Linked DNA regions of Homo sapiens: region 2 is linked to region 1. The links are chromatin contacts, found by Hi-C or POLR2A ChIA-PET in ENCODE. All regions are on one chromosome and are shown on one strand. The core of a region is the stretch at or near the end of the contact, and the rest is flanking DNA. Distances in the headings are between cores, read along the strand shown. Region 1 overlaps LOC107984625 (a long non-coding RNA gene). Region 2 holds the start of DIAPH3 (diaphanous related formin 3).

What was found. A loop is a pair of places that touch in the nucleus more often than their neighbours do. ChIA-PET counts read pairs that join two places held with the same protein, here RNA polymerase II (POLR2A). Pooled maps may share reads with other maps.
Region 2: a map of endothelial cell of umbilical vein shows a loop between it and region 1 (3-fold over the local background). The contact joins the promoter of DIAPH3 here to the enhancer-like site in region 1. A Hi-C loop is called at or near these places in 1 of 168 maps with a recorded cell type or tissue (endothelial cell of umbilical vein) and 4 of 50 pooled maps. POLR2A ChIA-PET finds 5 or more read pairs at or near these places in 2 of 52 experiments (A549 and activated naive CD4-positive, alpha-beta T cell).

Annotation. Positions count from the first base shown.
Region 1 is chr13:59,529,247-59,533,641 of GRCh38, reverse strand. LOC107984625 (a long non-coding RNA gene) reads left to right here. Exons shown (of 5, transcript XR_001749886.2): 2 at 2,254-2,290. Among named protein-coding and RNA genes, the nearest start is that of DIAPH3-AS1, 480 kb to the left of the region's middle. Within about 2 kb of position 1,726, at least 15 of the 41 ENCODE cell types and tissues checked have a DNase peak (open chromatin) inside an H3K27ac peak, as active enhancers do; they include endothelial cell of umbilical vein, where a contact is called at or near this core.
Region 2 is chr13:60,160,971-60,165,774 of GRCh38, reverse strand. DIAPH3 (diaphanous related formin 3) reads left to right here and starts at 1,847. Exons shown (of 28, transcript NM_001042517.2): 1 at 1,847-2,188. The coding sequence starts at 2,009. LOC105370227 (a long non-coding RNA gene) reads right to left here and starts at 1,718. Exons shown (of 2, transcript XR_942001.2): 1 at 1,576-1,718. RefSeq lists enhancers at 26-320, 1,409-1,458.

The DNA.
Region 1 (4,395 bases), core at 477-2,976:
CATTAGCAGCGACTGATTGCAATAAGCTCTAGATTTTCAGAAGTACTATATGGAAAATGCCATAAATCAGAAATTAAGACGAAGTGCAATTTGACAAAAGTACATTACAATTAGCATTAACTTTATTGATTGGTCTATAACAGAGAACTGTTTACCAATGCAATCTAGATGCATCTGCTCTTCTATAACTGCTTATTTAGGTGGAAGTTTATGAGTTTTCTATGCAAAGTGTCTTGCCTTAAATCTCTTTTTCTTTCATGCTAGTAAATAGAAGTAAGAAGCTTTCTCCCTTATAAATACAGACCAGAAAGAGGTCGATAGAATGCCAGTTCTATGTTTTTCAAGATTAATAGATGTTAATAAAATGAAGTGATAAAATTGCTAATTGGATTCAGAAGGTAGAACTGTGGCAAGAAATACTTTTTAAAGGGTTTTTAAAAATTGTGATTTTTATTGGAAGGAGGTGGATGGGAAGATACTCCTTATGTTGGGATCTGGAATGGCCTAATTATCTTTGGAAAGTCCCTGTTTTACTTAATTCTGTATTCATATCTTCCTTACAGTACTCAGTTTTCTTAGATTTTCTTCTCTCTTGCAAAATGAGAGGGTTCAAAATTACTTAATTTCAATTGATGCCATTGTCTCTGGAAAGCTGCAAAAAGGCATCAGACAGCAATTATGCATTTACTATTTTATTGTTAGTGTCATGTACCTTCCAAATGGAACTGCTACAAATAAACATTTCATATTTGTCAGCCTTCACAATGTTACGGTGGTAATATCAACTGGGTCTACCTTTGTACATGGGTGTATATCTGTACATATGTCTTTCTAGAAAAGAATATTCAGTACATGCTTGGAGAAATTTTAATAAAAAATAGTTATAACATCTAAGAGTACAAGAAAACACACGTTTAGTTTTAGGCCTATTGCAGAGATAATTTGAGGCCTAAAAATTGTAAGCCTTTCATTAACACATTTATTTGTAGAGAAAATTTGTCTCTGAATATATAGTGGATTGAAAATTCCTGGACAGTGAATGAGTCATATGTCTTGGTATTTGCCGTAGCAACTAATAAGCCTGAGTAATTTACCTGGTAATCTGTAATCTTGCTTCAAAAAAGTATTTAAGGTAGATTACTGTAGAAGCCACACATAGAGTTGCAAAAGACAAAAGAAAAGAATTAAAATCTTTTAGGAAAGAGAATGACATTCTCCAACCTGGGCTAATATTGAATTCTGCAATTTTAGCTTTGAGTTTCCTGGAAAATAAGACAAGAAGTAAAACATGATGGATAAATATTTATCATTATCAAATGTAAGAAAGTAAGTCATTTTGACAAGAACAACAAGCTTTTACTGATAAAAGAATGTGAAATGAATTCATATGGAACTGTAGAAGGAGAATATTGAGCTACATGAAGTGTAGCTTGAAGACCAGATTTTTAAAAAGCGGAAATGTTTTTGGTATAAATATTTCTTATATTGATATTTGAAAAAAAAACTCTGCCTGCTTAATATTAAAATATAAGTCAGCAGTCATCATGAACAAAAATGTTACGTGGAAAGATTGTCATATCCTAGAAATTAGATGGCGGCCTAGAGAGTTACATAAACAAAGAATAGCTGGAAAGAGTTCAGCATAGCAAAAGCAGCTACAAAAATAAACTCGGGCAAAAGCTGTGCTGAACAAAAGCTTCACCCTGGCAAGCCGCCAAGGGAAGTTACTCAAACTGGGCAGAGCCTTTCCTGAGAAACCTCTGCCTCCTGGTCGGGAAGTTTTCCCTTGAAATCCTAAGCTTTTCTGGTCGTTTTATCTAAGAATTCTGCCTAGAGTAACAGTTATTAGGTTCTACCTCACTTAGCATACTGTGATCTTGACATCAGGGCAAGGAGCTCGCTCTTATCTCAGTGCATCTGCACAGTCAACTTCCTCAGTTACAAACCCCTCCTACCTACCCTCAGCCCCTGCTGGGCCCAGTATCTACTTAACAGTTCACACGTAGCCTCTGCTTAACTACTGCTTCCTTCAGGAAGTCTTCCCAAATCTGAGTAAGTTGTCCCCAGGTCGGTGATTCTCATGCCTGGCTGCACATCAGTATCACCTTGTATGCATTTGAAATACACCAAGGCCCAGGCTCCACTTTTGGTAATTTAGACCAGGAAGTTCTGCTTTAATTATTCTGGGTGAGGCACAGACGTAGATAGTCGTGAAAGTTCCCCAGGTGATTCTTTTTCCTTTTTTTTTTTCAGAGCCAGCACACTGGACCCAGCTGATTCTAAGGAGCAGGTGATACTAAGAACCTCTATTCTGCATTATCTATTAGCTCTCTGCATTTCCCGGTCATAACACTTACCAATTCAATTTAATGCAATATTAATTTATTGAGCATCTGCTACGTGTAAAGGATAACTTGGTGAATAATTAGTGAATAAAACATACAGGATCACTATGTTTATAAAGCTTACAGAAGACTAGCGCAGTGAATACTGAGCCAGTTCTTTGTAAATGCAATGAGTATTTAAAGAGGAACATTACAGAGTACAATGTACTCTGTATTCTGTAACCAAAAAAAGGTAGTCTACTGCAGCAGGTTGAGTCATCTTTTGCAATTTTTTTTTCCTTAGGGTCTCACTGTTGCCGAGGCTGAAGTGCAGTAGTATGATCTTGGCTCACTGCAGCCTTGACCTTCTGAGCCTCCTGAGTAGCTGGGACCACAGGCGTGCACACCGTGCTTGGCTAATTTTTGTATTTTTAGTAGAGATGAGGTTTCAGCATGTTGCCCAAGCTGGTCTTGAACTTCTGAACTCAAGCAATCTGCCCACCTCAGCCTCCCAAAGTGCTGGGATTATAGGTGTCAACCACCGTGCCTGGCCCATCTTTTGCAATTCTTGACACCAACCCTATATTAGAATTATACATCTATATCTTTTATCATGTGACTTTGCAGTACTTTCCTACAACAGGCCTTTCCTGCACTATTGACATTGAGCTTGGTCATGGGACTTGCTTTGGCCAATGGAAAGTTAATGGACATCATGGGGCAGAGGCTTCTAATGTATTTGACATTTTGTGCTCTAGCGATCCACCAGGCAGAGAGCATGCTCTGAGAAGCCTGTGCCCCAGAATTAACACACAAGTGTCTTTGACCTGAACCCAACTCACAGTGAGGAACTATGCCCAGAGAAACTTCAGTCTGAAGTAGAACCTCCCACTGGAGCCTAGCCAAGATCAAGCAAAGTATAGAGAACCTGCAGACCCATGGGCATGAGAATGAATGCTTGTAAGCCACTGACATTTGGGATGGTTATATAGCATTACTGTGGCAACAGCTAACTAATACATGAGGCTGGGGCTCAGACCACATTGCATTTGCCTAAATAAGCCATGTTTACTTTATCTTGTTCATCATTGTATTTCTTATTCCTATTACACTGTGTGATATGTAGCAGGTGCAAAAAATGTGTATTGAAGGAATACAAATATGGTTTCTGACCCCAGCGATCTCACAGGATAGTGTATGAGACAGTTCTGTGAACTGTTATAATGTGAAGTGATAAATGCAGTAATAGAAGAGCTATGATAGCATGGAGGTAAGAAGTCTTCAAGTCTGGTGTTACCTACACCAGGGAAAAGTGTCAAAAAAACAAAGCACCCATATTTGAATATAATAAGAGCTACTTATTTTGTCCATCAGAAGTTTTTATTAAACTTGCTGGTATAAGGTGGGCTACTTTGGAAGTCATATAAAAAGACTTATAGTTCCTGCCATGACTTAATAAATTATATGTTCAAACATTTTCAATATATGCACAGAATAACACGAGATATATAGAATCTACATTGCACACAAGAAAAAGGTCAATGGGCTTACAGCTGGGGTCTAGTGAATGAAATTCCAGAGAGTTATAGACTGGAATATGTGTTTATTCTGAAAAGGCACATTGTGGCTTTATAAATCAAAGTGAGAACTCATCAGAAATTGCACAGTGAAGGATAAGGAGTGGGTGAAGATGAAAGTGCAAGATGCACCTACTCCCTGTTTTCAACTGTGCACTATAAATAAACGTCCTCCCCAAATCACCAGTGACCAACAACTGTCTTCCTTCTTCTGACTACTTCACTCAGTCCCTTTCACACATGGCCCTGTGAGAGCTTATGGATTTATAATTTGATCAAGGTTAGAAACGCATTGTCACTCCTAACTAGGTATTGCAGAGAGATATTTAGAAGTGTTGTTTATAGGAAAGAGATTGCAAAATATTTTAAAGAGCTGTGCGTCTCAGTGTTCATTAGTACCAATTTGTTGGCTTCCCATTGGCACCCCTCTGCAGCCTTCTTCTACTGAGTCAGTTACTCCTCTCTATTCTTTGTCTTCCAAAAAATGTATTAAA
Region 2 (4,804 bases), core at 598-3,097, 630 kb before region 1:
AACCTCCTCTGCTTAGCTCATTGGAACAGATTCTATTTTAGAGAATGAAGTTTTGCCTATTCTGGAATTGCAAATAAAAGCCAATTAGATCTTTAATTTGTTTTGTCTTTCAAAATCAAACATTCCCCTCTCTCCATGATATGGATGACTAATGCTTGTCAGTTACAGCTTTAGGCTTGTCTTTTAGCCTGCCATCCTCCTAGATAAGATAATCACTGAACTGTCTCCACTTCCTGAAGGCACTTAATCTTGAGCAACCCTTCCCACCTCTTTCCACGGAGTCTTTCCCAAATCACCTAATCAAAGCCCAAATCCTTTAAGTGCTTTCTAATACCATTTACCTAAGACACTTCATGGCTCCCCATAGTGCATGTTCTCCCTCCCTGAGTAATAATCCCAACTTCTTCAACTACAGTATTCCTGTAGGAGCATTGACAAAACTCTAAGGGCTTTACATATGCTATGTTATTTAGGCCTGAAAATGCCCCTCTTTCATAGGTATTAGTATAATTACCCCCCTTTTGTAGATGAAGCAGCAAAGAAAGTTAAACGTCATCTCCGGTATCAAATAGCTAGTAAATGGCAGGAATAAAATCTGTATCTGGGTCTGTCATCAAGATATAAGGAACTACTTGTAGTTCTCCTGACCTTGCTGTTCTCCTGTAAGTTTCCCTAAAGATTATGTGCTCTTTGAGGACAGAGCTGTAGAGTCTGGCACAGTAAAACAAATATTAAAAAAGAAAAGCTGTAGTGTGAAGACTTACTGAGAACTAAGGCTCATTTTTTGAACCTCTGTGCCAAACTCCTCAGAGTACCTAGAGTTGTTTCTTGTACCAAAATCAATACTGCATGTTTCCGAGTCTTGGCCTACACCACCTCCATATAATCAGAAGACAGATATCTTAAAGGAATAGTTCCAAGGAAAAGCTCATTTTTAAAGAGGGTATATTGATGTGTTGAGAAAACGGTGTTTGCCTTGTAGCTTGACCTTGGGTTTACACAACAAACTCTTTTGCATGGTTTCAGTTCAAGGCCCTTTGTTATGTGACCTTAAAGTTTCTTCACCTCTATGCTTTCTTGGCCTTGCTCCTGCCTGGAATGGAATGCCTTTTAAATGAATGCCCTGCCACTGTTTCCTGCCTAGTGAAAACCTATGCAGCTTTCCTTTTACCTTTCCAGATCCACTCCTTCAGATTTAATAACTTCCCTTTTTGTTCTCAAGGAACTTCTAAAACAACTGCTATAGACATTTACATTCCTTGGTTAATTGTGTTAGGGTTTGGAAACTACAGGAGACTGTGAGCTCCTGAAGGGCTCAGCCTAGCCTAGCTCTGTCTGATTTTGGGTGGACCCCTCTGCCACCCCAGAGCGAGCACTTAGGCAGGAAATATGTCCAGAAGGCTTCCTTTTGGAGCGTCGTGGGCCCCGTCGTTTCATCCTGCCTAGTACCCCTTCCAGCACCGTACCCAGTCCCAGAACTACTTTTTCCAGCCCCAGACGTGCAAGGAGAGGGCTAGCAGATGGTTTTATATCCCAGCGCTGCTCAAATGGTGGCGCAGGGCCTGTCTCGCCCACCTTCCAGTTCTGCTGGAACCCTATCTGCAAATCCAAAGAAATCCAGGCCGATGACTTCCTCCACGGTCCCCGGCGCTTCTCCAAATCTGACGCCACTCTGCGTCCTTAAGGTGAGCGGCCTGGACCGCCGGAAGGGTTGAGCGGCTGCATAGACAGGCCGCAAGGCCAATCATGTTTCGCAGTGCCCGGAAGGGGCGGTGCCTCAGCGTGTCATTGATCCGGCGGCGCGGGATTGGCCAGTCCCGGGCCAACACGGGTGGCGGGAGTTTTCAGATGTGTTGGCTGCGGCCCCGACTTCAGCGGTTGGGCTAGGCTGTGCTGACTGTTTGGGTGGCGGACCCCGGGAGTAAAACCTGTTGTCGATCCCTCAGCTTCCAGCTTGCGGCTTGCTGAGTGGCCACCTTCTTTCCGGTCCCCGGAGCTGCGGGGAAAGATGGAACGGCACCAGCCGCGGCTGCACCACCCGGCCCAAGGCTCAGCCGCTGGGACTCCCTACCCTTCCTCAGCCTCTCTCCGCGGCTGCCGGGAAAGCAAGATGCCGCGCAGGAAGGGCCCCCAACACCCTCCGCCGCCCAGTGGCCCCGAGGAGCCTGGGGAGAAGCGCCCCAAGTTTGTGAGTATCGCCTGGAGCTAGGGTGGGGCCGCTCCCGCCCCGCCGTAGGGCTGACTGCCGAGGGTGGGCCCACAAGAACTTGGGGACCAAGTTTTATTCTAGAGATCCAGAGGTGCCAAAGATCATAGATTGACAACGACCGGGTCTAGTTGTAGTTGGATCCTGTGACAAATGCCCAGATCTTTGTGTTGCCCCCAAATTTCTTAACGCTGATGTGAAAAGCAGTTCAAACGTGTATATGTATTGACGTCATCTAGGTGGACATTGCATTTTTTAAGTCGAAGTTCTCCCTTCCTCCCTAGTGTAAGAGGGTATAAGATATATCAAAATGAACTTTTAGGTGACAGGTTTTTTTTCTGCTTATTATTTTAATAAGAACTTTTAATTACATATAAGAACTTTTAAGGTAGATATAATTTTCCAAGTTGAAACAGCTAGTTTTAGAACTTGGCGGGTGGTGTGGTCACTGCTAAAGAATGTTTTGCTTAGCTTGGAAAGAATTCTAAATATTTGAAACTTGCTATTCTGGTTTGCTTGTGTTTAACACTTAAGGAAAGTGTCATGATTAACACCTTGTCTTTTCGTTGGTGTCAACTAGTGAAAGTATAGGCAGTGATGATTATTTTGGGGTTTGTGTGTGTAAATAAATCACATAGAGGGTTGATAGATTTGGGATGAGTCCAACAGAATTGAAATTTCACATTGACCACTCCACCATTTTCCTTAGGAATATGGAAAAACTGTGTGTGTGTGTGTGTGTGTGTGTGTGTGTGTGTGAGAGAGAGAGAGAGAGAGAGAGAGAGTACAGCATTTGCCTTATGTGGGCAAGTAAAAATTGTGAGAAATTTAAGTCATGATTCACAAATTAAGGGAATAATGGTTTGTGAACCAGTTGCTAACTATAACATTTAGTTAAAAATAATAGTTGAATAAGACTGAGAGCCCATATTCTGATACATGAGATATATCAGAATACTGAAAATGAGAAACAGCATAGATTAATTGAAAATGAGGAACAGCATAGATTAATTATGCCAAATTAAGTATCAAAATGGTCATAGGAATAGTGACATTTTGCAGAAGGATCAAGTATGGACTTGATCATTATCTTGACAAATCTGAAGAATGAATAGGACAGAGTTAACTTCCCAATGAAAGATTTTTGCCTAATGTGAGAAGAATCCACTAAGGCAATGACTTTTCTTCCTTTTATAGTCTACTCTCTGGGTTAATAATCTTATTTTATTTTGTTTTAACTTCTGTGGTCCAGAATACAGGAGGTGTTATTTTCTGTGACTCATTCCCAGCAAGGAGGTCATGAAAACAGGATCTAAATTAGTATTTATGTTAAGTTTCATTGAAGGATTTCATCATTTGGTTTCCAGTCTCTGTGCTGTTTTTCATTCTTATGTATGTCACATTGACCATCTCAGCATGCCATTTGTTAAATGGATTCTCATAAAGATGAAATGACATCTAAAAGATAACACTCTTAAGCTGTAAAGGTAAAAAACACATCTAAAACACTGTGTTTTTGGGTGGGAGTCTGGTATGAATCATGACTTCCAGTTAATTTAGAAGTAATTTGGACTCTTGGTACTTTGAAACTAATTTAGGTTCTTGCTTATATGGTAATTTCTTTAGTTATATCTTCCAGTTCATTAATTTTGTTATCAGCTATGTCTAATCTGCTACTTTTCTGAATATTTGATTTTAGCAATTATTTTTTATTTTAATAAGTTCCATTTGCTTATTTTTCAAATCTGTCTGGGCATTCTTGATAGTCCTTTGTTTCTTATTCATTTATTTCTTTAGACATTTCCTACTTGATTGTTCTTATTCTTTATTTGACAGTTCTGCTGTTTGCAACCTGGGCTGTCTACATTGACTCAGATTCATGATGGCTTGCTCTCTTTCTTGTGTGTATTTATCTTTGTAAGCTCATTGCTTTATCTTCACCTGTAGGATTCCAGAGATGCTTTTCTTTGGAGATAGTTTGAGTTTGTCTGCCAAGGAGCCTGGGCATGCTACTGATTTTGGACCACCTTCCTGTTGAACTGGAAATCTTAACATGGGCAGAAGTTCCAGGCACAGCTCTACTCTGTTCCTGTACTAAAGTTCAGTATCCCAGTCTCAAGACTGCTTCCTGAGCAGCTCTTCCCAGTTTGCCTACCTTTCACTGCTCTTGATTGCACACCAGTAACTCTTGTTTTTTGGATGGAGAGGGATCTTTGAGACCATCAAAGTTCCCAGCAATGCCTCAGAAAGTAATTGTACTTGTAGGTGTCAAGTCAGTCACTGTTCTTGCAGATGTCAAGTTAGTTCTTGGCTTTTTCTTGATTGGATGAAGTGACGTTATCCTAAATCTTTTCAGGTCACCCAGTCATTATCTGAGCCTGGGGCAGCTGTTTTTGATGGGAACAAGTAATATAGGTTGGTGATGTGATGGATAGGAGTAATTTAGGTGGCCAGTGTTTTGCACACTTCTGCAAAGCAGCAAGCGAGTAGTAGAATGGAGTGGTAGACTGGTCACTCCCTCCTATCTTAGTGTAAGAAAGCAGGAGCTCTGGTACCCGCTGAAATCTTGTTTTACTTTGAGTCCTGTTAAAGTTGGCA